Regions from separate parts of the Homo sapiens genome. Here all the other regions are linked to region 1. Evidence: read pairs that join two places in POLR2A ChIA-PET (ENCODE). Cell type or tissue: MCF 10A. All regions are shown on one strand. Links, peaks and the distances in the headings refer to the core of each region. The heading gives the core; the rest is flanking DNA.

The links. ChIA-PET counts read pairs that join two places held together with the same protein. Peaks named below come from ENCODE experiments on the same cell type or tissue, not always from the same donor. Only the 100,000 strongest peaks of a DNase experiment are listed, where the experiment ranks them.
Region 2: POLR2A ChIA-PET joins it to region 1 with 13 read pairs; 28 of 35 experiments call an interaction of 5 or more read pairs at or near these places.
Region 3: POLR2A ChIA-PET joins it to region 1 with 48 read pairs; 25 of 35 experiments call an interaction of 5 or more read pairs at or near these places.

The regions. Positions count from the first base shown.
Region 1 is chr14:76,914,599-76,924,780 of GRCh38, reverse strand. No RefSeq gene overlaps it. Among named protein-coding and RNA genes, the nearest start is that of LINC01629, 40 kb to the left of the region's middle. RefSeq lists enhancers at 1-130, 131-1,126, 6,187-6,246, 3,427-6,483 and silencers at 5,658-5,808, 7,301-7,595. In MCF 10A, for the core only: a CTCF peak has its summit at 7,475 (motif pointing right); DNase peaks (open chromatin) are centred at 5,610, 6,160 and 7,480.
Region 2 is chr14:77,054,699-77,064,880 of GRCh38, reverse strand. It overlaps LINC02288 (long intergenic non-protein coding RNA 2288), which reads right to left. Exons shown (of 4, transcript NR_110554.1): 2 at 5,153-5,343. Among named protein-coding and RNA genes, the nearest start is that of LINC02289, 16 kb to the left of the region's middle. In MCF 10A, for the core only: a CTCF peak has its summit at 5,142 (motif pointing right); a DNase peak (open chromatin) is centred at 5,160.
Region 3 is chr14:77,035,887-77,046,068 of GRCh38, reverse strand. It overlaps LINC02288 (long intergenic non-protein coding RNA 2288), which reads right to left and starts at 5,020. Exons shown (of 4, transcript NR_110554.1): 1 at 4,792-5,020. RefSeq lists enhancers at 1,002-1,512, 5,318-5,407, 1,059-5,541, 4,817-5,548 and a silencer at 5,658-5,847. In MCF 10A, for the core only: no CTCF peak of the experiment used is centred there; DNase peaks (open chromatin) are centred at 1,078, 2,508, 3,638 and 5,558.

The sequences.
Region 1 (10,182 bases), core at 767-8,766:
TCTGGGAGGCTGGTGCCTCTTGTCAGCTGCCCTTCCCTCCCCCCATCCCCCAGCCTCTAAGGCAGCGACCACGTGGGTGAGTTGCCATGGAAACTGTGGAGTTCTATTTGAAAGCAATACACGGTGTAATGTGAGATGGCTTGTTGGGGGGTGATGGGGGATGTGATAGGCAGGTGGGGCATCTACACCTGTTTGGCTAAAGTCCTCCCAGCTCATCTCTTTCCACCAAAAACTGTTTGGGGGCCAGGCCACCTTCTTTCCCACAAGATACTCGCCTCCCACAGTCCCACCGCCAACCACCCACTTTCCCCAACCCCGTTTGTAATCTCAGGCAAGAATCCCTAAGCACTGTCCTGACTACCCCCCACCCCAGAGAAGAAGCCATTATCCCTGTGACATAACACTAGGCGGCAAGAAACCAAGGAGGTCATTTTTGCCATACAAGGGACAGGACGGAGCTGCAGGGATTATCTGGATTACAGGGCACCTGTGTGGGAAGGGGGTGGGCAGCACTGGGGGTCCCACTGCTGCAGAGATGAACACGTGAACCCCCTTCTCCCCCTCCCCACCGAGGTTTAACAGCAAGGCCGGCCAGAGTCCGAGGGCTCGCAGGAAGCAGGAAGGCGGAGTCTAAGGAGAGACGGGCTTGCCATGGCCTCAGAATTTCCCTGAGACCCACACCCAGTCCCTTGCTGGTCCTGGCTCACGCCTGGTTTAGGCCCTGCTCTTGGTCTTGCCTGCTGTCACTTTTGCTGTGTCCTCCACTCCCAGTCCCACCCCCAGTCCAAGCGATAGCAGAAGAGTTCTGAATTTTCTCCTCCATTTGGCTGTGTGACTTGGGGTAAATTGCCTAGCCTTTCTGAACTTCACCAGCTTATTCCGTGAAACAGGGACAGGGAAAAAAAAAAAACCTGCCTCATAGAGTTGCTGGGGGATTAAATGAAACAATGTATTCAAAGTGCTTAGCATAGCGCCTGGTGTCAACAAAAATAGAAGTATGATTACTATTATTATCCATCCTTCAACACTCAGAACAAACCCCATCTCCTGCAAGAAGCCTTCCTTTCTCTGAGGGAGGAACTAGGGCTCAGGCGCAGCTGCTGTGTGCCAAGAACTTCGATGCGTTTTCTTACTGCGTCTTCACAACAGCCCCAGGAGGGCGGTGCTGTTTTCATTATCCCCATTTTACAGAGGTGGACACGGCGGCGCAGCGAGCGTCTTGCTCAAGGTTGTTGGCTAGTAAGAAGCAGGTTCAAGGTTCAAACTCAGCCTGTCTGGTTTTAAAGCTGTGTTTTTTCTACCATGATGTGCACCTCATAGATGGTACAAATCCTCCCCCAGCCATTTTCCTTCCAGTTCAAAGCAGGTCATCATTGCTTCTGATTTCTTTCTTGCCTTCTTTTTGCCTTGATTCCCTGCACCAGGGCAAAGAATAAGGAGGTAAGCCGAATGCTCAGGGAGGGTCAGGAACTCAGACATCTCCTGGCTTACTGGAAGCTTATGCAGCAGGGAGCTGGAAGCCAAGCTCGGGTGTTTGTGAGAAGCAGGTGACCCAGGTGGGGAAAGGGTTCCAGGTGCTGGTTGAGGTGGGTTGGACGAGGTGGGCTGGACTCCAACAAACTCTCCCCAAGCCCACTCTGATTTTCTGCTTAGCTCTGGCCTTGGTCTCTAGACCCCAACTTCCCAGACCAGGCCTGGTGAGGGCTTGATGGATGATCTTGACCTGGTTTTGCTTTTTGGGGGGCTTGAACTGTCTCCTTTAAGGAAGAAGAGAGAGATTGAGGGAGAGAGAGTGAGAAGGTTGGGGGAGAAAGGAGAAATAGGAGGGAAGAAGGAGGAGGGAGGAAATGGAGAAGGGGAGGGAAAGACAGCCGGATGGAGAGGGGAGGACAGGGAGGAGGGGAGGGAAGCCAGCCCTGTGTGGTTGTGAGCTCCGAGGCAGAAGAAAGGATGAGAAAGCAAGAAATCAGCTTCAAGGGAAGGACGAAGGGGGAGGGAGCCGACGTTGGTGGGAGAGTGCGAGAAAGAGGAGGAGGGCGAGAGAAAGAGAGCGAGAGAAGGAGAGCGAGCTGGGGGAAGGGAGATGAGAGGGTGGGGAGAGGCCTGGGGAGAGAGAGGAGAACAAAGGCAGAGATTGAGCGCTGCTTTCTCCCGCCACACGCAGAGGCCTCAGTGGGCTCTGAGGGGCTGAATGAACCTGGAGCCAGTCATGACTCAGCCTTGGGGCTCTCCTGCCCCACAGACAAATCCTTTCTGGCTCAGCAGTTTCTACTCTATCGAGTGGGGGGTACCATCCTCCACTGTCCATCCTCCGCTGTCCTCCATCATCCTCCACTGTCCATCCTCTACCATCCTCCACCCTCCATCCTCCACCATCCTCCACTCTCCATCCTCCACCCTCCACCATCCTCCACTCTCCATCCTCCACCCTCCACCTTCCACCCTCCATCCTCCATCCTCCATCCTTCATCCTCCACCCTCCATCCTCCACCATCCTCCACCCTCCATCCTCCACCGTCCTCCACCCTCCATCCTCCACCATCCTCCACCCTTCATCCTCCACTGTCCTCCACCGTCCATCTTCCATCGCCCTCTGCCATTCATCCTCCACCACCCTCTGACATCCATCCTCCACCGTCCTCTACTGTCCACTCCTTTCCTGGGAGGGAGTCTTCCCTGAGGCCCTGATAAAAGCCCCGTCCCCACCTCCCAGGACTTTGTGGCTGGTACCTGCCCTGAGTTCTTCCAGTTGCACTGTCCTGGATAACCCTTCTGGAACCTTCCAAAGAGGCAGAAACTGGTCGCTGTGCTGGAGGAGTGAGGAGTGGGTGTGCATGCAGCCTGAACAATCTCCTTGTCCCCCAGCTGCTGAAGCCTGTCACCTTTCTAAGGAGTTAGTGCCCAGGAACCAGCTTTTCCTTAATAAAAGAACTCAAATGTATTGAGAGCTTAGCAGGAGCTCAGCAAGTTTTATGTTGTATCTCATTTAATCCTTCACAGCAACCCTAATAGGTCATGGCATTCCAGTTTCCAGAAGCATAAATGAGAGTTAAGGAGGTTTGGTTATTTGCCCAAGCTAACATAGCTAATAGGAGGAGGAACGCTGGTGTCTAGCTCTCATCTCCCAGGGCCAGAGGTCGTGGTCCTCCTGGGGTTTGAACCCAAGGCAAGGGCTGAGGCAGGAGAGTATGGGATTAGCTAATGGCTTATGATGGCTTGGGCAAGTCTTGGAAGTCTCTGTACCTCAATTTCCCCATCCAGCATCTCAGTTGCTGTAGGAATGGTGGGAGGGAGAGGTGACCCGAGGAGTCAGGACACAAGGTCAGTAAGGCAGCGTTTGAGGGTGGTGTCTTTTTGCAGGGAAGAAGGCCCCAGGTACCTGGGAAGAAAGCTCTGAAATGGTGTTCCCCTGCCAGCAGCCTTATCAGCATCTTCTGGGAAGACCAGATGGATGGTAATAAGGCCCCGTTTTCATGGGGCTTCCAAGAACCTTTCTCCAAAGCACTTTCATATATGGGTAAACACACACACATGCACACACACACACACACACACACACACGCCATTCTTATCGTTAAAGCCACTTCCCATGCATGTAAAGTCCACCTGACTTCATTTTATATGGCTGGGCTCCCCAGCTGGAGAAGGCCAAGGTCACATAGTTAGCAACAGGGAGAGCAGATACCACCCGGATGCATAGGTAGTGACAAAGTTTCTGTCCTCAAAGCACCTTGTGAGCTCTCAGGGAATCAGTAGGCACACAGCACCCACTCCACACCGGGCCGCAGCCTACCCTCCCCCACCCCCACGGTACCTGGGGGTCATCCTGAAGACCGTATGCATTGCCATGGACTCCCCGGGCACCACCCTGCAGCCTGCCCATGCCCCTCTCCAGCCTGAGCTGCTTCCCTCCCAGCCCAGAGCCCTGGTGAATTCCCCCGTCACCTTCCATCAGGGTTCATGTTAGAGCTCCAGTTTGGAAAAGGACTTCCCCCTCCTCCTCCCCCAACCCCCTGCCCAGATGGCAGTTCCCCTTCCCCAGGGACCAGTGATGCAGCAGCTCGTGTAGCCTGCAGTTGCCATGGTGATAGCCCTCCTTTGGCTTTCCATGGGGTGGGGGATGACAGGGAGGGTGTGAGTGTGGTGAGTGTGTCCCATTTTCCGCTCCAGGTGAGGAGAGCTTATGGAGTGGAATCCTACCCTCCTCGAGTGGGGTCTGCTCCTCCTCCCAGCTGGGACCCAGCCAGCTCAGTGGCATCGCAGCAGCTGGGAAGACTGGAAGACAGACAGGGACACTGGACTGAAGAAAGATGTCCCAGAAGGAGCACTGGAGGTGGGGGGTGGACATGGCCATTGGCACAGTTGCCAAAGGATGGAGGCCGGAACCTGGGGTGGGAGCCAAGGCATCGGGGAGCTGGGAGGAGGGACAGGCTGGAGCCTCAGAGCCTCGGAAGAGACCCGGAAAGGGTGGGCCCCTTATTTCTGCCATCCACCCAAGGAGTCTCCCACTGCGCTTCCCCAGTCAAGAGAAGGCCCCTCTGCTCTTCCAACATGATCTGTAATTTCCGGCAGACATTTGAGGCCCCTGACATCTGCATAATGTGGGCCAGTCTCTTAGCAACGGGGAACAGCTGTCTGGCATTTCCAAGATTAAACTGTAACTATACGCGGTCCTTGCCAGGGGGAGGGGGTGGGGGAAGGGGATAAACACTGCCTCCTGGCATTTTCAAACTCATTTAGCTTTTATTCATTTCCTGCCTCCAGTAAAGAGGCCAGGGATTCGGGCTGGGCTGTTACTGCCCCTGCCACCGCCGCCTGCCACGCCGCTGCCACCACCTCCGCTGCTGAGGTTGCAGATGGCTCTTCCCCCAGATCTGTTTGCATGCGGGTGGGGGAGAGATAGGAGACAGCACTCGCTCTTTTTTTGTTGTTTTTATTTTATTTTATTTTTTGTAAGTGCTGCGATCCTGGCATACTGTGTAGCTGCAGCCCAGGAAGAAAAGCCAGTGTGGCCCATCAGTTAAAGCCTCCAAGTCAGCTCGAAGCTGGATTAATTCCATCAAGCTCCGTGGCTAAAAGCTAGCTGCGTGACCTTGTGCCAAATTCCTTCACCTGCCCACACCTTCACCTCCCTGTCTGTATAAGGACATAATTCTACCCTGAGGTGGCTCTGAAGACTGTGTATGCACTCAGGCAATGGATTCATGATTAATAATTGTGGTTCTCTGCTCCTTTGGTCACCTTCCAGCCGCCATCCTCTGCTAGTGACCTCGGGCTCTGCTACTGGGGCAGAGAGACACAGGCCATTTCTCTGGGAGCTGCCACCTTGAACTCCGGTTCCCTGGGGCCCCAGGCGATGACATTTTTGCCCTGCAGTACTTAACCAGGGCTCAGCAAGCCCTAGCAGGGCCCTCTCTGTGGCTGGCCAGAGGTGTCCTCATCCCCTGGCCTGCTTGGGCCAGGCAGCTCCTGTTTCCCAATTGCTCTGCCAGCTCCTGCCACTTGGCTACAGCGCCTGAACTCGTGAACACGGTGTTTTGGTTTTGCAGCAAGAAGGAAAAATAAAAGGGCGGGTGTGGGGCCCGGACAGGAGGGTGAGAGGGAGAGAGAGGAGGAGGGAAAAACCCTCCAGCCGCCTGTGCTGGCCAGTTCCAGGAATGTGTTCTCGGACATCAGTGCCAAAGCAGTGACCCAGGCGTGGCGGCCAGGCCGGGTCTGGAGGCCTTCCCAGGAGAAGGGAGAGGCCGGCTCAGGCTCCAGGGCTGAGGCTGCCTCGCCTCCCGCCTCCCCCACGACGCCTCTGCTGACTCATCGCTGCCCCAGCTGGCAGGAGCCTTTTCTGGGGATGGCTGTTGCTAAGATTCCTTGGAGATGACTGATTGCTTCTCCTTGAGCTTTGTGAAAACATGTTTGTAGACTGCACGCAAACACACGCATGCACTCCTGGGGGCTTACACGCCTGGCCTGGACACCTGTGCATGCACGTTTATGTGTCCAAATGTGTGTGCACATGGAAGACCAGAACATGCTTCCTGTTCCCATCACCTCCGAGCGCACGTGTATGGACCAGTACACTCCCTACTCCACCCAAAAAGGGGCTGAGACACGCCAGGCTTTCCTGGCAGTAGGGGAAGCTGCCACTGTACGGGCCGCTCTCATCTGAAGGAGTTTCAGGTTGCCTTGAAACATTCTTGGCCTCTGTCCCTCCTGCCTTCTCTGGGTTTTTGGTTTGCTTCATTCTGCTGTAATGATCTAATCTTCCCTTCTCCCCAGGCCTGCCAGGTTTTTGATGTCTGGTGTTTCAGGCACTCAACTGGGAGCTGCTTGAGATCAGGCTGCCTGGCTTGGAAATGACTTGCCAAAGAGGCTCCAGGGAGTCTCAGTGCCTCTGTATCCCCCCCTCCCGCCAGGGGAGGGAGGGGACCAGCAATAGCATTCATGGAGGGGAAGTGCTGGGCCTTTCTCTGGGCTCTGCTGTTGAATGACGTGGGGGATGTTTGTTCCTCCTCTGTGCCCAGCTGAGCCTTGGCTGGGGTGAGGGTGAGGGTGCTCGGTGCTTAGCCTGCAGCCCTGGATGCCCGGCCTCCGGGGCCTTGTAGCCAGAGCTGTGTGTGACCTTGGTCACATTGGGCTCTTATTGCCTTGGTTTCCCCACCTGCTGGGCTGAAATTGGACTCCTTGCCGAGTCTTCCAGGGTTTTAATATGACAGGGCTTGGCAGGCACTTGGGCACCAGGCAAGGTTGTTTGTCACGGGTTCTTGAAGGGGTGGAGGGACAGGCAGGCCCCGTGCCAGCATGGAGCCAACACTCTTCTCTCACTAGCTCTGCTAGGCTCAGGCTCAAGTGTGGCTTCTTTAAATGGACCAACCCTGGGGGCCAGATCCCAGGAGCGCTCTCTGCTGTGATTCTGCAACTGTTGCTAGGAAAGGCTCTATACCTGGCCTCATGGGATGAGCTGTGGCCAGCCTGAATTCAGTGGGGTTGGCAAAGCTCACAGCTGCCACAAGAAAAATATCCCTCTGTGCTCAGGTCCTCATCCTAAATGAGGACAAGGCTGGCTTCAGAATTCCCGCTGCTTTTAACAGGCAATGATATGGGTGGGAACAGGGGTTGGGGGTTGGGAGGTAGAGTGGAAATTAAGAGAGTAAAGCAAATGACAAAAATAAAAGTAAGTGGCACAAAAAAATAGCTCTTTGTGGGAATGTCAGCAGCCTAATGCAAGCTCCCCAAGGCAGGAACGCTCTACTGGATGCATTATTTTGGATAGCACCACAAGAGTCTGGCAAATCGTAAACAGTCTCAAGGCGGGAGAGAACACAGCACTGTGTCCCACGGACACCAGCCTCACCACTCACGACGCATCAGCCTCTTGCCCAAGGCTCCCAGCCCACCCATGCCCCTTGCTCCAGCCTCAGGACAAAGCAGGACACCAAGCAATTTGCCCGCAGTCCTTGTTTTCACCAGGAGGTGGCAAGAACTTCCATATGAACTGCCTGCTGGTCAGGTTTGGGAATTACAAAGTCAGTCAGTAACCACAAAGCCTGTGAGATGGGAATCTCCAAAGGATGGGCTCTGGGCCCTAGCAGAGGTCTCTGAGCTGAAGTGGGCTTGCTGGGATCCACTGGTGAGGATGCAAGCAGAGAATGATCATAAGGACACATCTTTGTTGAGCTTTTAGTGCGTGCCAGGCACCTTGCTAAGTTGTTGCATGTATCCATCCATTGGATTCTTACAACCACCCTCTGAAGGAGGAAGTACCATGACCTGTATTTTCCACGTGGGAAAACTGAGGTGCAGCGATGTTAAGAAGGAGCTGGTCAGTAGAAATTTGTCTCCAGGCTGGGCGTGGTGGCTCATGCCTGTAATCCTAGCACTTTGGGAGGCCGAGGCGGGGGGATCACGAGGTCAGGAGTTTGAGACCAGCCTGGCCAATACAGTGGAACCCTGTCTCTACTAAAAATACAAAAAATTAGCTGGGCGTGGTGGCAGGTGCCTGTAATCCCAGCTGCTTGGGAGGCTGAGGCAGGAGAATCGCTTGAAGCCGGGAGGCGGAGGTTGCAGTGAGTTGAGATTGCACCACTGCACACCAGCTCGGGCGACAGTGCGAGACTCCATCTCAAAAAAAAAAAAAAGAAAAAGAAAAAGAAATTTGTCTCCAGAGCCTAACCCTTAGACACTTCCCATCATTGCTCCCTGATGATCATCATGCACGCAGTCATGGCACCAGGTGCCACCATCTTCTCCAGCGCTGCCACAGGCGGAGGAGAAACCTAAGTTCCCGTGCCGATATTCCATTTCCACGGCGCTTCTGCCTGTGACCTCTGGGAACTCACATATCAGCCAAGACAAGCCTCGTGGCAAATTTTATTAAGGTGTTCTCTCACTGAGTGACCAGAGCATGTGATTCAACCCCTTGGACCTTATCTTCTCCCTTTCTGTACAATAAGAGGCCTGTGGGGCCCCTCAGTTCCTTTGCTTTTCTGACATGCAACAATCTTAAGAAACAGCTTTCTTCAGTTCCTTTCCTTTTCTGACATGCAACACTCCTAAGAAACGGCTCTCTTCCAGGACTCCCAAGCACATTAAAGATGCAACCGATTTGCCTGGTCACAAGCACATGTGCACACACGTGAGATTCTGCGCCTATGGGTGCAAAATCCTGAACAGAGTCACACAGATGCACTATGGAACTGGGCAGGGCTTCCAACAGACTTGCATTTTTATTGTTTTTGTTTTTTTTTTTCTTTTGAGACGGAGTCTCCCTCTGTTGCCCAGGCTGGAGTGCAGTGGCACGATCTTGGCTCACTGCAAGCTCCACCTCCTGTGTTCACGCCATTCTCCTGCCTCAGCGTCCCAAGTAGCTGGGATTACAGGTGCCCGCCACCGCGTCCTGCTAATTTTTTGTATTTTTAGTAGAGACGGGGTTTCACCGTGGTCTTGATCTGCTGACCTCGTGATCTGCTCGCACTGGCCTCCCAAAGTGCTGGGATTACAGGCGTGAGCCACCGCGCCTGGCCAGGATTTTTTTTTAAAACGGAGTCTCACTCTGTCGCCCAGGCTGGAGTGCAATGGCATGATCTCGGCTCACTGCAACCTCCGCCTCCCGGGTTCAAGCGATTCTCTTGCCTCAGCCTCCCAAGTAGCTGGGACAACAGGTGTGCACCACCACGCCTGGCTAATTTTTGTATTTTTAGTAGAGACGGGGTTTCACCATGCTCGCCAGGCTGGTCTTGAACTCCTGATCTCAAATGATTCGCCTGCCTTGGCCTCCCAAAGTGTGGGGATTACAGGCGTAAGCCACCGCGCCCAGCCCACCAGGATGTTTTGTAGCGTGTCCCTCATATTGCCTGGCACAGTGCAGCCCCTAATAGGTGATCAATTTGTATTTGTGCATTGGTGGCTAGTGGAGAGCAGGTGAGTTAGGCTAACAGAATTGTTTGGTTACATGCATCCACCAACCCCATGACACTTTCAGAAACCACCATCAGGACTAAACTCCACAGTCTGCTCTCTAAGCCAGCTCCTCACTCAGTTGTCCCACCCCTACCTCCCAGCAAGTGCTAAGGCCACACCCTACATCTCCTGCTCTTCCTGTGTCTCTGCCCATCTCCTACCTTGCTTTTCCATCTCCTACATGCAGATTTGAATCCATGCCCTGAACTACTGCCTTTCCTCCCTCTCTCCTTCTTTTGATTTTCTTCTCTGAGAAGAGCCAGAGGGAGGCCTTTAAGTGGCTGTTGGAGAGGGGAGGACTTGGAGCTGGAGGCACCGAGCCCCAGGCCTGGTTGGGGGTGTCAGGTGGAGGAGGGCAGGCTCCACCCTGGCTTCTCTCCTTGCCTCTCCTCTTTCAGACCTTTCCTCCCTGAGGCCCACCTGGGGAACCAGAAATGCCAGAACTGTAACTCCACCTCTGGGATCTGCAGGGTGAGCCTGTGGTGAGTCCCCAGGTGGGTGGGGCCTGGGCGAGTGGCAAGCAAGCCTAGCAAGCCAGAGGAAAGTCCTGCAGTGTCTTTGTGTTTTGTTTGTTTTGAGACGGAGTCTGGAGTCTCACTCTGTTGCCCAGGCTGGAGTGCAATGGTGCAATCTTGGCTCACTGCAACCTCCACCTCCTGGGTTCAAGCGATTCTCCTGCCTCAGCCTCCTGAGTAGTTGGGATTACAGGCGCCCGCCACCGTGCCTGGC
Region 2 (10,182 bases), core at 1,338-9,337, 140 kb before region 1:
GTGGGGTCTCTGGCAGTGAGGACTAGGCTACAGCCACCACTCTGGCCTGTGAATCCTAAAGGAGCCAGGGCATGACAGTCCCCACTGCCAACCTAGAGTCCCTCAAACTCTCTATCTAGCCTGGCACTGCCTCCCTCGTCCTGCCAGACCCAGGGCAACAGCTGTGACTCTCCAGGGCTGTGCTCTGAGGGAGGAGCCCTTCCATTCTAGAGATTGCATGGTTGCCAAGCCTACCAAGGGCCCAGCCTTCACTGCCCGGGGAGCCTTTGTTTTCTCCTTCCTTGTTCTAGAAGGAAGAATGGGGGCTAGGGGCACGATCATGTACTATACACCTCTTCTGAGATAGGATCCCAGCTGGTTTCCTGATACTTCAGCCCATTCACATTCCTTAACTGCCCTATAGATGAGGCTCACAGACATGGGAGTGATGGGGTGTGATTTGGCCACACAACCCAAAGATATGGAGCTGAGACCCATACCCAGGTCCTTCCATCCCAGGGGCCACTCATTCCTACAATGCCTCAGTGCAGGCTTGCTGCTCTGCAGGCTCAGAGAGGATGCTTACCCTTTACTCCTGGTGAGCAGAGAACCTAGCCACGGAAGGAAGCCCAAAGAGGGACAAGCTCCTGGGGCTCCTGGGGGCCCCCCAGCCCTCCCTGACCCTCCTCTGCGGGGGCTGCTTCCAGGGGTCTTCCTTGCTTCCCAGTCCTCTGCATGCTTCCCTGACACCTCCACTTATGGAGCTCAGACCCTGCTTGCTGGAGTCAGGTCAGCCGGGCCTTGACCCCGCCCCTCCCCTGCTTGTGGATTTAGGGGCCTTTTTGCTGGCATCACCCTGTCCCAGCCAGACCGGGAGGACCCCTTCTTCTAAGCTCTCAGCCCTTCCTGCCAACATCTTTTAGCCAAGATTCAGCGAATCAGCAAAGTCTGACGGTTAACATGGCTCCCATCCCAGCTCTGTCATCACTAGCCATGTGACCTTGAGAATGTCTCGGAACATCTGTCTCCCAGTTTTGTCATCTATAAAATGGGGATGCTAACAGCGATATTCCTAGAGCTGTTGCAAGCGTCAAACATACACATAATTGGAACAGCTCCCCGCTGTGGTTTGTGCTCTGTATATCTTTACTGTTATTGTTATCTTTTTCTTCCTCTGAGCTCCTTCCACAGGATGGGTTATTCTGCAGATCCATGACTGGAAGGAAATTAGAGTGGGCTGGATGGAAACCAGGCCGTGGGCCTGATGAAACTGCCATATGGTGCTTTGCTCAGAGCTGTATACAAGAAGAACAAGTTCATATGCCAGTTGGGTGGTGGTGGAGATTGGGGAGGGAAGTAACAAGGACAGGGCTTTGCATATGCTCTATTTTTTGCCCCCTACCTTCCCCTAAAGCCCGTGGCCTCCAATCCCCATTGTCTCCCTTTCCTTTGGGTCTCTGGGTCTCTGATCGTCTTGTGAAAAACCCCATGGAGAGGCGGGGCAGCTGGAAAGAGGAGGAAGTGAGATGGATAACCATGCTGTCTAGTGGCTGGATAACCATGCTGTCTAGTGGCTGGCGCCCTGCGTGTGCTCAGCTACTGGCAGGTTCTACTGTGGTGTTTAACAGTAACTGTGAGCAGGCTGGGTGCAGTGGCTCACGCCTGTAATCCCAGCACTTTGGGAGGCCGAGGCGGGTGGATCACGAGGTCAGGAAATCGAGACCATCCTGGCTACCACGATGAAACTCTGTCTCTACTAAAAATACAAAAAATTAGCCGGGCGTAGTGGCAGGTGCCTGTAGTCCCAGCTACTCGGGAGGCTGAGGCAGGAGAACGGCGTGAACCCAGGAGGCGGAGCTTGCAGTGAGCCGAGATGGTGCCACTGCACTCCAGCCTGGGTGACAGAGTGAGACTCCGTCTCACAAAAAAAAAAAAACAAAAAAAAACCAGTAACTGTGGGCAAAGCCAATGTGAGTCTCGCAAGCCAACTGTGGTTTGTCTTTATTTCTTTCTCTCTACAAGAGACCCTTAAAAAGAAAGTCATTCTTGATACAAAGCACTGGGAACCCTCACAGTTGGCCCTAAAAACAACCAATAGCTCCTTATCTGGCACATGTATATCTCTTTGTTTTCCCCCGCTGTGTTGCCCCTGAAAATACCATGTCTGTCCTGCTCGCCACTGAGTCCTGATGCACCAAGCATGAACTAACGATTGATCTGCACTTGTAGACAGGGTGATGGAGAAGGGATCTGCAAACTTGGGAGCTTTACCAGAGAGCTAACACCTGTGAAAGGGCCTCATACAGTGTCTAGCACATAGTAGGTACCCCATAAATGCCACTTGACTCTGAGTCTGGGGGGCTGTTTGGTTGTCACCAATTTTGATGTATTTCTGGGCTAACATGTCCAGCAAGCAGGTGTGACCACACCCAGCCTGTTCAGGCTTAGCCAAAGAACTAGCAGCCAGTCCTTCCTGTGCAATGAGCCCAGCTCCAGCAGCTCACGTTGACTCCACCCAACCAGCTCTCTCAGCGGGTGATACCTGCCTTCTGCTGCGCAGGGTCTTTAATGCAATGTGTCTGTTTCAGGGTTGCCTCCTGAGGAGGGTAGAAGCCACCTCTAGCAACCCTCTGCTCAGCAGATAATGTCCCTTGCTAGCACCGATCCAAGGGGAAACAGGACCCACAGGCCCTTTGCAAAGGCTTCTTGAGGATAAGGAGGTGTTTCCCTCTGGGGTTCCTCTCTCGGCATTGAGGACTAAGGCATTTTCACAGCAACAGAATTCACTGTCTGACTAGTGCTTCCTGGAAGTCAAAACATGGTCAAGATCAGGTGACCAGGGGCCTCTAGAAGCCTTTGTCATAGTCATCTCCATGCTTTTACGTAACTTGGCCAGCCTGGACACACAGGTGACCTGCTACTCCTTGAGGGTTCTTAGGGCAGAGGAACCTCTGGCCAGGCCTCCTGGTGACTGGAAATGATGCGTGCTGAACTGCTGAGCATGCCTGCAAGGCCAGTGTAAACCACCATCCAGCCCCACCCCCACTCCCGCCCCACCTGCAGGCCCCCCTTGGGTACTCTAATGTGCCTGCGCCTGCCCACCTCGGGGCCTTTGTTACACAAAGACTTGCAAGCAGTGGTTCTGAAACTCGAACATGCATCGGAAGCCCCTGGTACGCTCATTCACGGATTCTGGGCCTCTTCCGCAGAGTTCCCAATTCAGTGGGTCTGGGGTGGGGCCTGACAGTTTGCCTTTCTTACAAATTTCTTTGCTGAAGTGGCTCACACCTGTAATCCCAGCACTTTGGGAAGCTGAAGCAGGAGAATTGCTTGAGCCCAGGAGTTTCAGACCAGCCTGGAAAACATGACAACACCTGTCTCTACAAAAAATAAAAAAATTAGGCCAGGCGTGGTGGCTCACACCAGTAATCCCAGCACTTTGGGAGGCTGAGGTGGGTGGATCACCTGAGGTCAGAAGTTCAAGACCAGCCTGGTCAACATGGTGAAACCCCGTCTCTACTAAATATACAAAAATTAGCCGGGTGTGGTGGCTGGAGCCTGTAGTGCCAGCTACTCAGGAGGCTGAGGCAGGAGAATTGCTTGAACCCGGGAGGCAGAGGTTGCAGTGAGCCGAGATCATGCCATTGTGCCCTAGCCTGGGGCAACAAGAGTGAAACTTCGTTCCAAAAAAAAAAAAAAAAAAAATTAGCTGGGTGTGGTGGTGTGCACCTGTAGTCCCAACTACTTGGGAGGTGGGAGGATCACTTGAGCCCAGGAGGTTGCAGTGAGCTATGTTTGCACCACTGCACTCCAACCTGGAAAACAAAGTGAGACCCTGTCTCTAAAAAAAAAAAATTTAAACCAGATTCCTTGGTGATTCTTATGCTGCTAGGCCAGGGGCCACATTATGAGAACCACCAGTATAAGCTATTTCTTCATTTGTCACTTCCTCGGGGAACCCTTCCTTGACCTCACCAAACAGATGAGGTTCTCGTACTAGGTGCTTTCATGGGATCCAATACTTCTCCTTCATGTCACTTATCACATTTTGCATTTACTATAAATTTATAAAAATGTTAAATTGATGTCAGTCTCCCTCTTAAGCCTATGTCTGTTTTACATACCTTTGTCTCCCTGGTACCTAGTATGGCGCCTTGTACATAGTAGATGCTCAACAAATCACTGCTGTATGAATGAATGAATGAGTGAGTGAATGAGTGAATACATGCAAAAGACATTCAGAGGCTTTCCTATGGTCACTATCAGCTCAGGCAACCCTGAGCACTAGGAGAGCATGGCTACTGGAACCAGATTCTCTGGGTTCAAATCCAGTTGGTTATTACTAGCTGTGTGACCTTGAATTGGCTACTTAATCTCTCCACGTGTCACCATTCTTGTCTGCAAAATGGTAATGTTACTAGTACCTGTGAGTAGTTCATAGGGTTGTACGAGGATTAAATGAGCTAATTTGTCTAGAGGGCTTCCTTTTCTGCCTACCACATGTGAAATACTATCCAAGGTGATGGCTTAATTGTTACCAAAGTGCCTGGCACGGAGGCCCCGCTTGCTTTATTTTAATAAGACCCTGGGCCAGGAACGGTGGATCACACCTGTAAGCCCAGTATTTTGGGAGACTGAGGCAGGTGGATCACCTGAGGTGAGGAGTTTGAGACTAGCCTGGCCAACATGGAGAAACCCCGTCTCTACTAAAAATACAAAAATTAGCTGGGCGTGGTGGTGCATGCCTGTAGTCCCAGCTACTTGGGAGGCTGAGGGAGGAGAATTGCATGAATGCAGGAGGCGGAAGTTGCAGTGAGCCGAGATCGCGCCACTGCACTCCAGCCTGGGCGAAAGAGCAAGGGTCTGTCTCAAAACAAAACAAAACGAAACAAAACAAAAAAACAAAGGCTCTGTCTAGGGATCAGCTTCTGGAGCATTTCCTCTGGTCGACTTGGGCAAGACCTAGACACAAGGAAGTAGCCCAGATTTGGGTTTGGATGAACTTTCCCAGAGTGCTCCATCCCCACCTACCAGGCCTCCATGATGGTCACACACAGTGCATGTTGGGCGGTGGAGGGCCTGGCTCCCGCTCCTCCAGCTGCTCCCCACGTGGATGGAGCTGGTGTTTCTGGCCTTCCCTTACCACCACCGGCCTGGTTTGGAGCTGACTCACCGCCAGGAGGGGGTGGTGATTAGTATGCAGGGCGAGTACTGGGAGGAAAGCTGTCTCCACGCAACAACTCTTGATGTGTTTCTCTGATTAATGTGGCAGAGAGAACATTGCAGCTTTTTCCTGAATGGTCGCCACGTGGAGCCGGAGTCATTAGCATTGTGTCTCCTGCTTGCCATGACCCGCTGACCAACCTAAGTAGATAAAAATGAAAATGGCCAAGACAGCTGCAAGGCTCAGAAACAAACTGCCTGGTGGCTTTGCAGCCATGGGAGAGTCTTTTATGTGGAAGGTTTCTGGAACAGCCCTGCCTTCTCCATCCTTTCACACGCCTCCAAAGCCATCCCTAAAGTTTTTGCTTCTGTATCTGCTGGTTCCTAGGGAGGTCAGAATTCCTTTCTCAGGAGTGGAGCCCAAGTGGGGGCACCTGTATTAAAACCTCCCCCAAGGGTGTGTGCTCCAAGCCAAAAGAGTGTGGGAGGAGGGGACAGGGGCTTTAGGGGGAGGGATCAGATTGGGCAAAGGACAGGAGATAAGGGAGCCAGGACAAGGAGGGGTCTGTGATGGATCAACCAGGCTAGGGCAAAAGAGGGCACGAGAAGACCTGAACTGAGAGCAACAGGGAGTTCGTTGTGCAGGCTGGACAGGAGGATAGATTGGGGGCCCAGTCTGGAAGTGGGGAGAACCATGAGGAAGCCGTTTTCATAATCCAGCAGGGAGTACACCTGCACATTCCTCAGTACGCTTCCTCCCCACCCCGGGGAGCTCTGTGCATCTATGTGCAATCTCTGGAGGCTAAAAGCTTGTGTTGCTCAAGGAAACTGACACAACCAGTGGCGACCTGACAGCTTCCCGAGGATAGGAGTGATGGTCGGGGTGCTCCTTCTATAGCTCTGCTTCCTCCTGGGCTCTTTGGGCTTGGACCCGTGTGGCCATGTTGCCCTGAATTATTGCTTTTGGATGTTTTTTTTTTTTCTAATTTGCCATATTCCTTCTCTGGTTCTCAGTTTCCCCATCCATGCAATGAGGGTGGGTCAATGGTGCCTGAGCTTGCTGGGAAGCAGGATAAGACACAAAGGCAGCACCAGACATCAGGAAGCTAGAGTTCAAGCCGGCACCACTCCCCCGCATTGTGCCTCTGCCACCGACCCCACACCACCATCCCCACTCTATTTGGGTGGTGGTCTTCAAGACAGCCCCACGGCTTCCCCTTGCCAGAAAGCAGGCTTCTGCATTTGGCCTGAGCTGGAAGGGAATGAGCAATGGTGCTAATTGTGAAGCCGACAGGAGAGGCTGGGGGTAGGCAGCCGAGAGAGAAATCATCTTGTGATACGCCAATTACTGATCAGCTGGGACATAATTGCGGGCCTGCCATCCCGGCTGCTGGAGGTACCAGGCCTCCCTCACGTTAATCAATGATAATCCAGAATTACGACCCTTAATGATTTGCAAAGACACTTATGCACACACGCACACATGCTCTCATACGAACACAAGTAATTGATAATCAACCATGTAATCTGAGGCAATAATTCTGTCTGGGATAGATGACAGGCTCCACCTTGTCAGCAGAACAGAGCCCAAATCACAGCAGACCCCTGCAATGGGTGGAAGATTCTCCGGGGGAGGGGGCTTCTTTCCTCCTCCAGTGTAGGTATTGAAGGGACCTCCGATTGTCTCTAGGCCGTGGTATATGGTGGTTTTTGTTTCCTATTTTTATTTATCTATATTTTCTGAATTTTGTACGTTATTATTAGCAGCATTTAAAAACATCATTGGCCAGGCATGGTGGCTCATGCCTGTAATCCCAACACTTTGGGAGGCTGAGGTGGGCAGATCACGTGAGTCCAGGAGTTTGAGATCAGCCTGGGCAATAGAGTGAAACACCATCTCTACAAAAAATTAGCCAGACATGGTGGCACATGCCTGTGGTCCCGGCTACTCATGAGGCTGAGGTGGGAGGATCACTTGAGCCCAAAAGGAGGAGGATGCAGTGAGCCATGATCACAGCACTGCACTCCAGCCCGGGCAAGGAAGTGAGACCCTGTCTCCATAAAAGATAATAAAAAATAAAATGCATATATACTGAAGTAAAAATTATATAACTACTACATGCACAAAAAGACATCTACAAGGATTTCAAGACAGCATTTTAGTAATAGCCAAAAACTGAAAACAACCTAAAGGTTCGTCAAGAGGGAAATGGTTAATGGTGTTCCATTTCTACCATAGAATACTATGCAAGAGTTAAAAAGAATGAGGCTGGCCGGGCGCGGTGGCTCATGCCTGTAATCCCAGCACTTTGGGAGGCCGAGGAGGGCGGATCACGAGGTCAGGAGATCAAGACCATCCTGGCTAACACGGTGAAACCCCGTCTCTACTAAAAATACAAAAATTAGCCGGGCGTGGTGGCATGCACCTGTAGTCCCAGCTGCTGGGGAGGCTAAGGCAGAAGAATGGCGTGAACCCGGGAGGCGGAGATTGCAGTGGGCAGAGATCGCGCCACTGCACTCCAGCCTGGGTGACAGAGCAAGACTCTGTCTCCAAAAAAAAAAAACAAGAATGAGGCAGACCTTCGTGTACTGAGAAAGGGCACAGAGTGCAAGAGGGCCATTCTCTGGGTCACAGAGGATCCTGCTTGCCTCACCCTGCTCCTGACCCTGCCAGGATATATGGATAGGTGAAAGAAGCAAGTCAAAGAACAACAAAGCCTGGGCAACATAGGGAGACCCCATCTCTACTAAATAAATAAATACATAAATAAGCCTGGTGCTATGGAGCACACCTGTGGTCTCAGCTACTCGGGCTGAGGCAGGAGGACTGTGTAAGCCCAGGAGATCGAAGCCGCAGTGAGCTGTCATCGTGCCACTGCGCTCCAGCCTGGGCAACAGAGTGAGACCCTGTCTCACAAAAAATTAAATTAAATTAAAAACAAAAATAAAGGCCGGGCATGGTGGCTCACGCCTGTAATCCCAGCACTTTGGGAGGCTGAGGGAGGTGGATCACCTGAGGTGGAGAGTTTGAGACCAGCCTGGCCAACATGGTAAAATCCTATCTCTACTAAAACTATAAAAATTAGCTGGGTGTGGTGGCGGGCACCTGTAATCCCAGCTACTCGGGAGGCTGAGGCAGGAAAATCACTTGAACCCAGGAGGCGGATGTTGCAGTGAGCCAAGATCGTGCCACTGCACTCCAGCCTAGGTGATAAAGCAAGATTCTGTCTCAAAAAAACAAAACAAACAAATAAAAACATCATTGCCATTGCTATATTGGATTGGGCAAAGGATGGGAGAAGAGGGAGCCAGAGCAAGGAGTGCTTGTGATGGAGCAGCCAGGCTGCAAAACATCATTGCCATTGAATCTGGGCTGATCTGGTGTCTTGCTTGGGGCAGTAGAAGTGGTGGAAGTGACACTGTCCCAACTTCAGGGCTAGTCCCTAAGTCTGGCAGCTTCTGCTTTCATTCCCTTGGATGAAATATAATTCCCAGCTGCCATGTAATTAATCCAGTTGACCTGAAACCACCATGCTGACCACGTGGAGAGGCCATGCAGAGGAGCGCTGAGGTGCCAGGCCTGTAAGTGACGCCTTCTTGGCCCTTCCCTCCCAGTCCAGCTGCCAGCTGAATGCAGCTGAGTGACCCCAGCTGACACCACATGGAGCAGAAGAACCACCCAGCCAAGCCCTGCCCAAATTCCTGACTCACAAAATCATGAGAAATAATAAATTGCTGTTTTAAGCCACTAATTTTTATTTACTTTTTCCTTTTTTATTTTTTATTTATTTATTTTTTTTTGAGATGGAGTCTTGCTCTGTCTTCCAGGCTAGAGTGCAGTGGCGCAATCTTGGCTCACTGCAACCTCCACTTCCCAGGTTCAAGTGATTTTCCTACCTCAGCCCCAAGAAGCTGGGACTAGAGGCCCTGCCACCACATCTGGCTAATTTTTGTATTTTTAGTAGAGATGGGGTTTCACCATATTAGCCAGGCTGGTCTTGAACTCCTGACCTCAGGTGATCCGCCCGCCTCGGCCTCCCAAAGTGCTGGGATTGTAGGCGTGAGCCACTGTGCCTGGCCTTAAGCCACTAATTTTTGAAAGTCAATTGTTATGATCTTGTTCTGATACACACAAGATCAGGAAGCGTGACAGGCCTCAATTTCCTGATCTGTAAAATGAGAGTTAAATGAGATCATGCATCTAAAACCCCATGCCTGGGGCCTGGCACCTTGCCTGTGCTTCACTGAGAATCTATGATTCTCAGCCAAACAATGCCACGATTCTGTACCCATGCTCTGCCCTGACTGAGTGATGGCCACGCAGACCGTGTTGTTCCAGGTCCTCAGATGAACAGCCATCATTCTCCTCTAATGGAAATGGCCTGTCACCATGGCAGCACCCTGGCTAAGAGCAGTGGCTTCTAAACCAGATAAGCATGGATGTAAGCCCTTCTCTGTCGGTTTCTAGCTTTGTGACCTTAGGCAAGTTATTGACTGTCTCTGAGTCTTGGTTTCTTCACCTGAAAAGAGAAGAAGTCAGCCAACCTCCCTCTCCAGGAAATCTACCCTGATTAGCCTCTCCCCACCATATTTCTCTAAATAGAGCTTTGTCATGGCTTGTTTACAAGACAGGTATTAGTTTCAAAACTTTAAGAAAAGGGATGAAATTAACTATATTGGTTGGAAAAGGGGATTGGGGGACCCCTGACCATAATTTATTAATAATAGAGCCCAACACCTCCTGCCTCTTCCCATCGCCTCTCTCCTTGTTCCCACTAGGACAGCCTCTCTGACCATGCTTCAGTATCTTTGAGTTTGCCATTTCTTCTGCCTGGAACCCTCTTCTACCAAATAGCTTCATAGCTCACTCTCTCATCTCCTTTTGGTCTTTATTTAAATGTTACTTTTTCAATGAGACGTTCCCTGACCACCCCATTTAAAATCCCCCACTCATTTTGGGGCACCCTCTTTTTTGCTTTAGTTTTCTCCATAACACATATTACCCTCAAACATCATGTTTATGTTACTTGCTTATTTACT
Region 3 (10,182 bases), core at 799-8,798, 120 kb before region 1:
TTGCAGTGAGCCAGATCATGCCACTGCACTCCAGCTTGGGCGACAGAGCAACACCCTGTTTCAAAAAAAAAAAAAAAAGCCACATCTATCAGTGATGGGTCCTGCAGGTCCCCCTTGCTCTTGTACCTCATCTATGCACACCTCCCCAGTAGCTTTCTGGTTTTGTGTATAGACAGATGTTTCTGATATATGCGTGCATGCAGTTCTGTGTGTGTTTTCTGGGCTCAAAAGCATCTGCGCTGGCACAGGCTGAAGGCTGGCACCACCCTTGGCAGCAATAGCCCAAGGACACTTTTTTGTCCATTGCATTCCATGTCTGGGTGGGGCCCCTGCCTGCTGGGTAAGTATTGACTCCCTGCACTTTTCCATCTATATCTTGGAGTGTTCTTTTGGCAGAAACTACAAGTGCTGCTAACTTGAGAGTCCAAACCCCAGCACCCAGCTGTTCTCAGCATATCTCCCTGAGATGGGGTGCTTGGGCTCACGGACTGACATCATGGCAGCTGCCATAATAAAACACTGAAGGGGTGGGGAACAGGCAGGCTCACTAAGCCACACCTTGCTTTCAGAACTTTTGGATGTCCACAGATCTTTTTAGCACTGTCTGCCCTCTTTTGTGGCTGCATTCTTGCACAAGACCTGGTTGCCCCTAGCTTCGTCTCTCTGAAAAACATGTTCAGCTCCCTCCAGAGAAAACTCAGAAACTCCTATGCATTTTCCTGGAATCATTCTATAGCTCCAGCCTGGGAAAGCTTCCAAAAGTTTCCTGAACCAAAGATAATAATAATAAAAGAGGTGAGGGAGGGGAGAATCGTGGGCACACAATTCTGTTGATTAATGTGCAAGGGAACAGACTAGGATTGTAGGGAAAGGAAAAAGAAAGGCTTTTCCAGGTCAGTTTAAACATTTGTGTTGTCTTCTTTAAAGGCAATTTCAAAATAGTTGGCCTCCCCAAAGCGATTTTTTGGAATCTACCCAGAGGGCAGAAAATGAACCCTTCCTTCCCCCATCTGGAAAGTCTTCACACCAGTGGCCCCACTCATTCCTGAGCTCTGGCTTTAGAAGGACTTTCCCAACCTTCCAAGATTCCCTGCCCTCCCTCACCCGCTGACCTATAGGGAGTTATGTTTGCTCCACCCCAAGCAGCTGCATTCCAGCTGTGGAGCTATTATGAAACATTTAGGAATCCTCTGGCTAGAAAGGTAAATGAGGAATATGCCCTAATGACAGCTGAAGGCTGGCTAAAATCTGTAAACAGAGAAGCAGCAAGGAACAAATGCTTGACAGAGGATTCCCTTTACAATTCTATTGTGCAGAAGAGTCAGCTGTTAACTTACAGAAGACCTTCTAGATGGTCTCACAGATAAAAGTGCTGATCAGCTTGACCCCCTACTGTGAATCGCAAGAAATGAAATTCAAACCTATTTGTGAAGATTCAAAAATATTTTCACTTACTCATGATCTCTCATCTTTTTAATTAAAGCACAACATCTTGCTCAAAACAAGCCTTTGAAACAACAAAATAAACAGAACCTTAATTTAGGGATTTGCCAACTGATCTTGACTACTGCTGGCAGGTTATAGCAGCCAGTTAGAAGCAGAACATGGGGTTCCCTGCCCTTCCGAAGATGGTGTCTGCCTGAGGACTCAGAAAAGAGGGGGGCCACAGAGACCCATGAGGATCCTTGAAATACACAGAAGTTGGCCAGACAGGGCAGGGCTGAGCAAATGGCTTTTTAGGCAGCTGAGGCCCTCTGCAGCTGTCAGAACAACTGCCACCAAGCTCTCCTGGTTGAGGTTGCAGCAAGTGCTGCAGTGTTGACCTTATCTTCCGAGACTGCGTTGTGGACACTCAGGTTAACGGCAGTCCACCTTACTATCTAGTTCTAGAACAGTCAGCGGCACCTGCCTAGCTACACGCTGTCTCACCCAAACCATTTCATTTCCTGGGTCTTGCGATTCTGGACTTTTCCACTAGCAACAACTGCCATCCAGCCAGACAGCAACAATGAACCACCACAGGTATGCTTTGAGAATCCAGTATCCAGGGTGGGGAACTCCATATAATCCTCCATTCACGCATGGTGCTAAAAGCAGATATGGAGAATTAGTAGAAGAGGTGCCCTGTGTCCCAGGGGGCCGCCCAGCCACAGTGAAAGCATCTCTCTCTCCCCACTTCTTCCTGCTCCAGTCGTTCTACCTCAAACACTCCCTACAGAGCACCTTTTAACACCTCTGGAGCCACCACTGCCACGTCACCCCTCACCCCCACCCACTGGCCTAACCACCCAATTCTCAGCCAGGTCTTTTGCAGAGCACAGCCTCCATGGTTGCCATGGAGGGTTTCTCCCCCCAGCAGTACCCCTTGGGGCTTTGAGACCCTATAAGGAAAGCACCAGGAAACCCCAAAACATTCTCCCTCCTGAAAACAATGGTTCCCAGTGTCTATGCCAGACACACTCACACCACCCAAAATAGACTCATTGTCCTCTTGCACAACATCCAGGAATTTGGTGAAACTCATCATTTTTCAGGTTACCGATAATGCAAGTTTGGAAACTGAAACAGGAAGGAACACAGGCTGAAAAGCTTTTATCCAGCCCACAGCATTTCTCTCTCCAGATGCAAGATAGTTTTTTTTTTTTTTTTCCCAGCAGTACTTTGGTGGGGTTAAAATTAGCTGGCAGCATTCTGGTCACATGCTAGACAACAAAACAAAAGGGAGTTGTTCCCCCTGCCGCTCCTGAACTGGCCCACGACAGAGTTTCCTAATCCATGGATTTCTGGGAAGCTGGCTCTCCGGGCCCTGGTATGGAGGGGCTACACCAAGGACTCCCCTCCGGTTATCATCCCTGCTATAATGGGGCGACACAGACGAGGTCAAGGCTGTTTGGAATCTTGGAGCTTGCCTCGATCTGGAAAGGCACTCAAGGGTCCAAAATGGCTTTTGTAAATCTTCTCACCAAAGCCAACAAAGAAGCAAACACTACAAAAACACTGAGAGAGAGAAGGGTAACATCTGACACATGAACATGGGCATCCATTGACTTGTGGGGTGGTGGCTGCTCTTGGCATGATTAAAAAAAAAATAGCCGGGTGTGGTGGCTCATGCCTGTAATCCCAGAAACTTTGGGAAGCTGAGGAGGGCAGATCGCCTGAGGTCAGGAGTTCGAGACCAGCCCGGCCAACATGGCAAAACCCTGTCTCTACTAAAAATACAAAAAAAGTAGCCAGGCATGATAGCACGTGCCTGTAATCCCAGCTACTCGGGAGGCTGAGGCAAGAGAATTGCTTGAACCCGGGAGGCGGAGGTTGCAGTGAGCTGAGACTGCCCCACTGCACTCCAGCCTGGGCGACAGAGGAAGACACCGCCTCAAAAAACAAAACAAAACAAAAATAAATAAATATAATACATCTGGGCTAGAGGTGGCGAACATTTAGGATAGATTCTGTATCTCTTGACCTTGATGACAGGGACATGTCAGGGTCTGCTTTGTTCATCCAGCTTAAAACTGTCACCAGAAGCCCTGGATAAAAATGCAGCCTCTGATTCACACACGGTCAGGAAACATGCCTTGTGCTCAGTACAGAAACATGTCCGTCAACCTGGGAAAGGAATCACCACCACGAAATATGCTTTTGGCTTGCCAAAGCTTAGCAGCTGTGAGAGCCAAAAACCCAGCTGCCTGGACTGTCTGGGGAAGTTGGCGGGAGGGAGGGGGGGTTGCTTTCTGAATCACCTGATTTCTGCCTCTAACTCTAGTTTAATTCCAAGTCGAAACCTATCTTGAAATGTCTCAAGAGCCTACTGCTCCTAAAAATTGTAGGTTTTAGCTAACCCTTCAGCTCTGTGCCTGCTGGCAAGGTGAAGCAGATGGCGTTTGTTGATTATTTATTTGGAAGGGGCTACTTTGGAATCAGGAAATTCCAGCGAGACAGAGTGCATCGCCTTGGCCAGAGCTGCCGTGACAATCACGAGCAGACACCCAGAGACAGTCAAGTTCAAAGAAATTGCAGCTAAGCCCCAGGAACTTGGGGCATTTTCAGTCTTTCTCGTCTCCTGGCCTCCATGTTCACCATGCACTTAGGAAGAAATGTTTCGTTCAGTTCAACATTCTGTGGTCTTCAAGTGTTTGAATACAAGGGCCCACATTCAAGGTCCCGCTTTGTCAAAAGGGCTTCACGAAGCTAACAGGCCTCTGACTTGTGTTTCATCCTGAAGCCCCTCATTATACAGACAGATCAAAACAGAAATCCCCCCTGCCTTAATGCCCAGCACATAAAGTCCTCTTTAATTAACATACACCATTTTTCAGTGAAACAGCCTCAAGGTGTTAAAAGTGCATAAAGGTCTGAAAGCTGAAGCCCAAGATAAACAGTGTGCCGAAATATATTTAGCAGAAAATATTGAAAGCCACAGGAAAAATAAGTTCCCTTCCTGGGATGTTAACGAATGTTTAGGTTCAGGAAACCTTCAGGAAGTAGCGAGCCGAGAAGGAATACTGCTCACCGTTTTTACCCCCAATGTAAATAAATCACTAAACCTCTTTGGTTTCCATAGGCCTGGGCTGGAGTGGAATATTTCATTTTTTCCCCATTAAACAGGCCACCCGGAGTGTTGGCATTACAGGCCTGAAAATATACCAAATCTGAATGTGCTATTTTGTTTCTGTACATTAAATCAGACTGTGTTTCAAACGGCAGTTCGTGCTAAATGGGGGGCTGATGATCCAGACTGTGCACCCTCACACACCTGAAATTGGCGCAGCGTAAATGATAGATCTGTTTCACCTTGGATCTCCCCGTGTCTTGTCTCCTACAGGAACACACCCTCTGTCGTTGTTGCCCAAGGTGATGTCATGTTCATTCTAAAGGCCGCGGTTCCAAGGGGACTACACCACAAGAAGATGCCTTCAGAAAGACCCAGATTTCCTGCGGTCTCAGGTAGGCGGCAGGGAGCAAGAGAACAAGGAAAGGACCCGCCACCACTCTCCCCAAGATGGATGCTGCATGATGTAAGTGGCTGGCTAAAATATCTGGCATCCTTGCAGTTTTAAGTTGCCAGCTAAATATTATTAAAAAGATAAAATACACGCAAACTGTGCAGAATGCAGGGCTGCTGTGTTTACATCCGGGTTTTGATGACTCAAAGACTTACACTTGAGCTTGCTGAAAAGCCTCTATTAAAAATACCGCTTTGTGAAAGCCCCCAGGGAGCAGGAAGAAAGCTGGGGGTGTGAAAGAGGAGAGCGGGAGGATGGTGACCCACCCAAGGACGGCGCTGACACCTGTGCTCCGGGCTGGCACTTAAGGCCAAGGAAGTGCTTAGAGGTTAACCTCCTCTCACCCTCGGAACCAGAGCGGGGAGGGTTAACCTTTTTCCAGAACATTTATTTCACCATCTCACTGACTAGAGGGAGGAGGGGCGGGAGGGGGAGAACGAGAGCCTGCCGCGCAGAGAGGCTGCGGATCACAAGGCCATTCTGATAGCCTCCTGTCCCCATGGCAACTGCAACGGCATTTATCAGTTCCTTCTGCGCACAGGCACAGCAAATCTGCATTGCACATGGCAGGCTTCCAGCATTTCAAATGAAAGAGCACTTTGAACGGCTGCCAAGTTTGGAAGGAGCAGAACTGTCAGGGCTGCTTAAAGCTGGCAGTTTATACTGGGGAGGTTTTCGCTTCCCACAATTCTCCGGGCCTGGCGAGCCGCCAAGTACTTAGCGGAAGCTAAAAAGTAACTCGCTCCCCTCCCTCCCCTCCCCTCCCCCTGCTCACGCTCCCCCTCCACACTATTCACCGCAGTGCTCTCAAAATTTTCCACATGTCCTGTGTCACCAGTGCAGACTGTACAATGAAAACCAGAACGCCGGCTGCCCACGACCAGGCTTTTATTAATAAATAACGGAGGGAGGAGGAGGAGGGGTTGGGATCAGACACTGACAGCTGGGGCACCGGGTCTCCGCGTACCTGCCAAAACCCCATAACCACTGGGTGTGAATGCGTGTGGTGTGTGTGCCTTTCAGCCTTAAAAATACATTAATAAAAATAAAAATAAAGGGAGCCTCAGAGCTGTAGACACCCTGAGTACCAGGGGAGGAGGGGTGGGTTTCGGTTGGATGGTTTGGCGCTTTATTTAGGGTGGGAATGGAGGTCTTGCAGGCAGCGTTGTTCAGATCCAGCCTTTCTAAGATCTGTAGGGAAGAGGGTTGTTATTGAGAGCTAAGCCTGTTTCTGGAGCTTTCCTTGAATCTCTCAGATGTCATGGTGAAAGCTGTGAGGCCACAGATGGGGAGGGAGTTCGGAGATGCTTTTCAATGCAAAGTTTACCAGATAACTTCTGACCGTCACGCACAGCCCAGAGCACAAGGGCTTCTATGGGCAGAAAGTGGAAATTGGCATAGTATTCACTGTACTTTTTTTTTTTTTTTAATGAAAATCTACACTGAGATCAAGGGCTTGGGCTTTATTTTCCAGCACAAATAGAATGAAAATTGTCTGCCGCTTAGGCGGTTGGATAGAGTTCAGGAAAACTATGTCTGGCATTAATTCCAAAGTGGAGGTTTTGGTTCAAACGAGGCCCATTAATTTCAGTAAACTGTTTTCACTAGTCCAGACCCTGCTGTGCAAGGACTATTTATTACCTTTTGCTAACCTGATGTCTGCAGAGTTGTAAAGCAAAGGGGGAAAAATCCAGGGTGAAGATATCTATATTTTGCATCAAATGGGTTTTGCACTTCCCTTGGGGGGCCGTGTTTTATGGGGAGTTTTCTATCCTTGGCTTTTATCAGTGCCAATTTTTTAAAAAAAAACTCCATCTTGCAATGAATTAGAAAAAAAAAAATCCTGAAGGAGAGGAGCCTGGTGAGAGCAAATACCCATCTCCTGCCTCTTTCAGAAGGGCACCTCCCAGACACAGGGATGTTTCGTGTCCCTGTCTTCAGCTCCCAGGCTGCAGGTCCACTGCAAAGCCCTGACATGATTCACCCTGACGATCGGGTCTAAAATACACCAAGACAGTCAATTTTGGCATTTGTTCTCCCTTAGGAATTTTACTAGCTGCCGTAGAAAAGCACATAAATTCCTTCCCCCTCCCTCTCTTTTTTCCGTGCCTCCTCTCTTCATCCCTCCCCCCCCACAAGTCCATCTTGATGTCATTTCAAAGAGAAGGATGAAAAGGGGGGATTTGTCAGGCAGTCCGGTTTGAGTGTGTCTTGCCAGGCCCCAACGCGCGCTCGAGGGCGCGCGCGCGCACACACACACACACACACACACACACGCACGCACCAGCTGAGAATGTTAATCAGAATTAAAAGCCAGTCAGTACTATTAAAGCATCAAACATGAAGACCTAGAGAAGAAGGAAGGTAATTGGGGGTGGGGGTAGAGGGAGTGGGAATGAAGTAGAATTCCGTCTTCTGCACTGACTTACTAAAATTAAAGGAGGGGAGAGGCAGCGGTAACCCCGATTTGGTCACCTTGTCAAATGTATTGGTCTTTCCTTTTAACTATCCCCCCACCCCACATCTCCCCACCTTCCTACCCCCTACGCCTCACCCCTTCCCAACACAGTCAAGTTTTGTGCCATTCCCAAGTGTGATTAATCTCTGGCAGAGGCCAGAAACAGGAGTAGGTTTCTTGGCTGCCCGTTCTGATAAACAATCTGTTCTTGGGGAGAGTAGGTGAAGGGGACTGGCGGGGGAAGTGGGGGCGGTAATCTGCGGGCATGATGTGGGGTGGGGGTAGGAGAAGGAGGAAGAGGAGGGGGCAGCCTCCAGGCCGGCCCCAGCTAACCCTAGTAGAGGCCGCCCCCCCACCCGCCGGAAAATGCAAGTGCCCCTCCTTGGGGCGCGTGGTCTGGGGGTGAGTCAGGTTTCCTGCCCTTAAAAATGTGAGCAGACAGTATATGCTTTCTTGCTTGTCACTTCACAACGTCCAGGGAACGTCGGAGGGACATCAAGGGCCCAGGGAGAGGGAAGGAAGAGGAGGGGAGGAGAGAGGAGCCCGCGCATCCCTAGGCTTTGAACCCATTTCAAACGCTCTGGGCGTTGCAAACCAGGTGCGCTTGTGCACAGACTGCTTGTCCCAAAAGGAAACCGAGGCAACCACGGGGGAGGCTGGGTAGGGATGGTGGTGGTAAGAAGTATTTTAAAGCGGAACAAGGAAAGCCAGAAGATGTTTAAAACAAAAGGAGAGACTATTGTTCAGCGTCGGAGGTCGCTGGGATGGAAGCTGTAGGCAAGAAAGCTGGCTGCGGATTTTGCAGTGGGTTTATTGTGTGGGCAACCAGGCAGAAAGCGGGAATATGAAAAAGTGGGGAGGGGGAGAGTTGGCGTGAAGGAAAATCAGTGCCTAGAAAGCTGTGCACGCTGAAAATGTCACCAAGGAGAGGGCAGTGGCACCGAATAAAAGATGAATAATCGGCTACCTTTTGGAAAAAGCAATGTAAAAATATTAATAAAGGCGAGAAGCCCGCTTCTTCTCAGCCTGAAAAGCAAATCCATTTCTCACCTCCTGCCTCTCCTCCCCATCCCAACACACACAAAACACACACATACACACAGCTCTTCTCTGCCCTGCATCCAAGAAGCCTCGGCTAGGCTCGCTTTCCTTTGGATTTAATTACTCGAAAATGCTGAACAAAAACCTGTAATTACACCCTTAGTCCCTGCCACTCAGGCCCAGTACACTTCCTGCCTAGTTTTGTTTTTTAAAGAAGAGGTCATTGCCTCTTTTCTTTCCAAATTGGCCAAAACAAAAAAAAAAAGTAAAAGCCCTAAATAAATCCAACTGCTCCGAGCTTCACTGCCACCACCAGGGATTTGGGGAGGGGATATCCTTGTCTCTCTAGGAGAGATGAGAAACAAACAGCCTAACCTTGCTATTGTCTTTCTCCAGCTTTTAGGCCTAAAGCTTGTCATTGCTTGTTTGTCTGCCAGCCCAGAAGGACATGGACATGCTAGATTGGCCCCCCAGGAGGAGGCCCTCCAAGGGCAAGATGAAGAGAGTGGACAGGGCTTAGCGGCAGGCCTGGCTTTCCACCCATTTTACCTCGAAGGGCTTAGCGCTGGAAAAAAGATTTGTCACAGTGTCTCGCCTTTCTACAGCCCTAGGCATTAACATACAGAATTTCATAGCAAACCCCTGAAGTAGGGAGAACAGGTTTTAATATCAACCTTTGACAGGTGAAGAAATGGAGTCCCAGAGAGAATAAATAGATTGCTCTAAGTCAGTCATGTGGCTGGTGGGAGTATTGAAAAAGCTCTGCCTCTTATGACTTTTGGGCTATTGCATCAGGAAAGTAGGACACCTAGGAGGAAATGGAAGCTTCTAGATTCTGGGCTACAGCCAGTCTGGCTTGGTTCATCCAGCACTGAGATAGAAAGTGTTCCCTAAATAAATAGTTGAATAACTGAATGAATGGTAAATGGAAGGGCACTGGTTAGGGAGTTGGGGAACAGAAACCCACCAGGCCATCTGGTAGCCAAGTTTCAGCTTCGAAACAAAATGTAAGTACTGAGAATAGTTTCACACCAGGAACCTATCAAGCTTACTCTTCTGTGTACGGCCAGAGAGGGGAGTTCAGGTTAAAGTATGGTGGTCCTCTACATGTGTTGGAGGGGTCACTTTGTTTCCGGGCTTTCTTGCTCCAGTGATGCCTAGGCCAGATTTGATGTCAGAGCTATACACCTACCCTTGGCTAGAAGTGCTTTTTTTTTTTTCTCTTAAGAGATGAAGGCTGGGTGCGGTGGCTCACACCTGTAATCTCAGCACTTTGGGAGGCTGAGGTAGATTACCTGAGGTCTGGAGTTCGAGACCAGCCTGGCAAACATGGTGAAACCCCATGAAACAATATATACAAAAATTAGCCAGGCATGGTGGCAGGCACCTGTAATCCCAGCTACTTGGGAGGCCGAGACAGGAGAATCGCTTGAACCCAGGAGGTGGAGGTTGCAGTGAGCCGAGATTGCGCCACTGCACTCCAGCCTGGGCGTAGAGTGAGACTCCATCTCAAAAAAAAAGGTCTTGCTCTGTCACCCAGGGTGGAATAGTGGAATGCAGTGGTGTGATCATAGTTCACTGCAGTCTTGAACTACTCCTGGGCTCAAGTGATCCTCCCACCTCAGCCTCCCAAGTAGCTGGCACTACAGGTGTGCACAACTGCACTGCACCTGGTGGCCA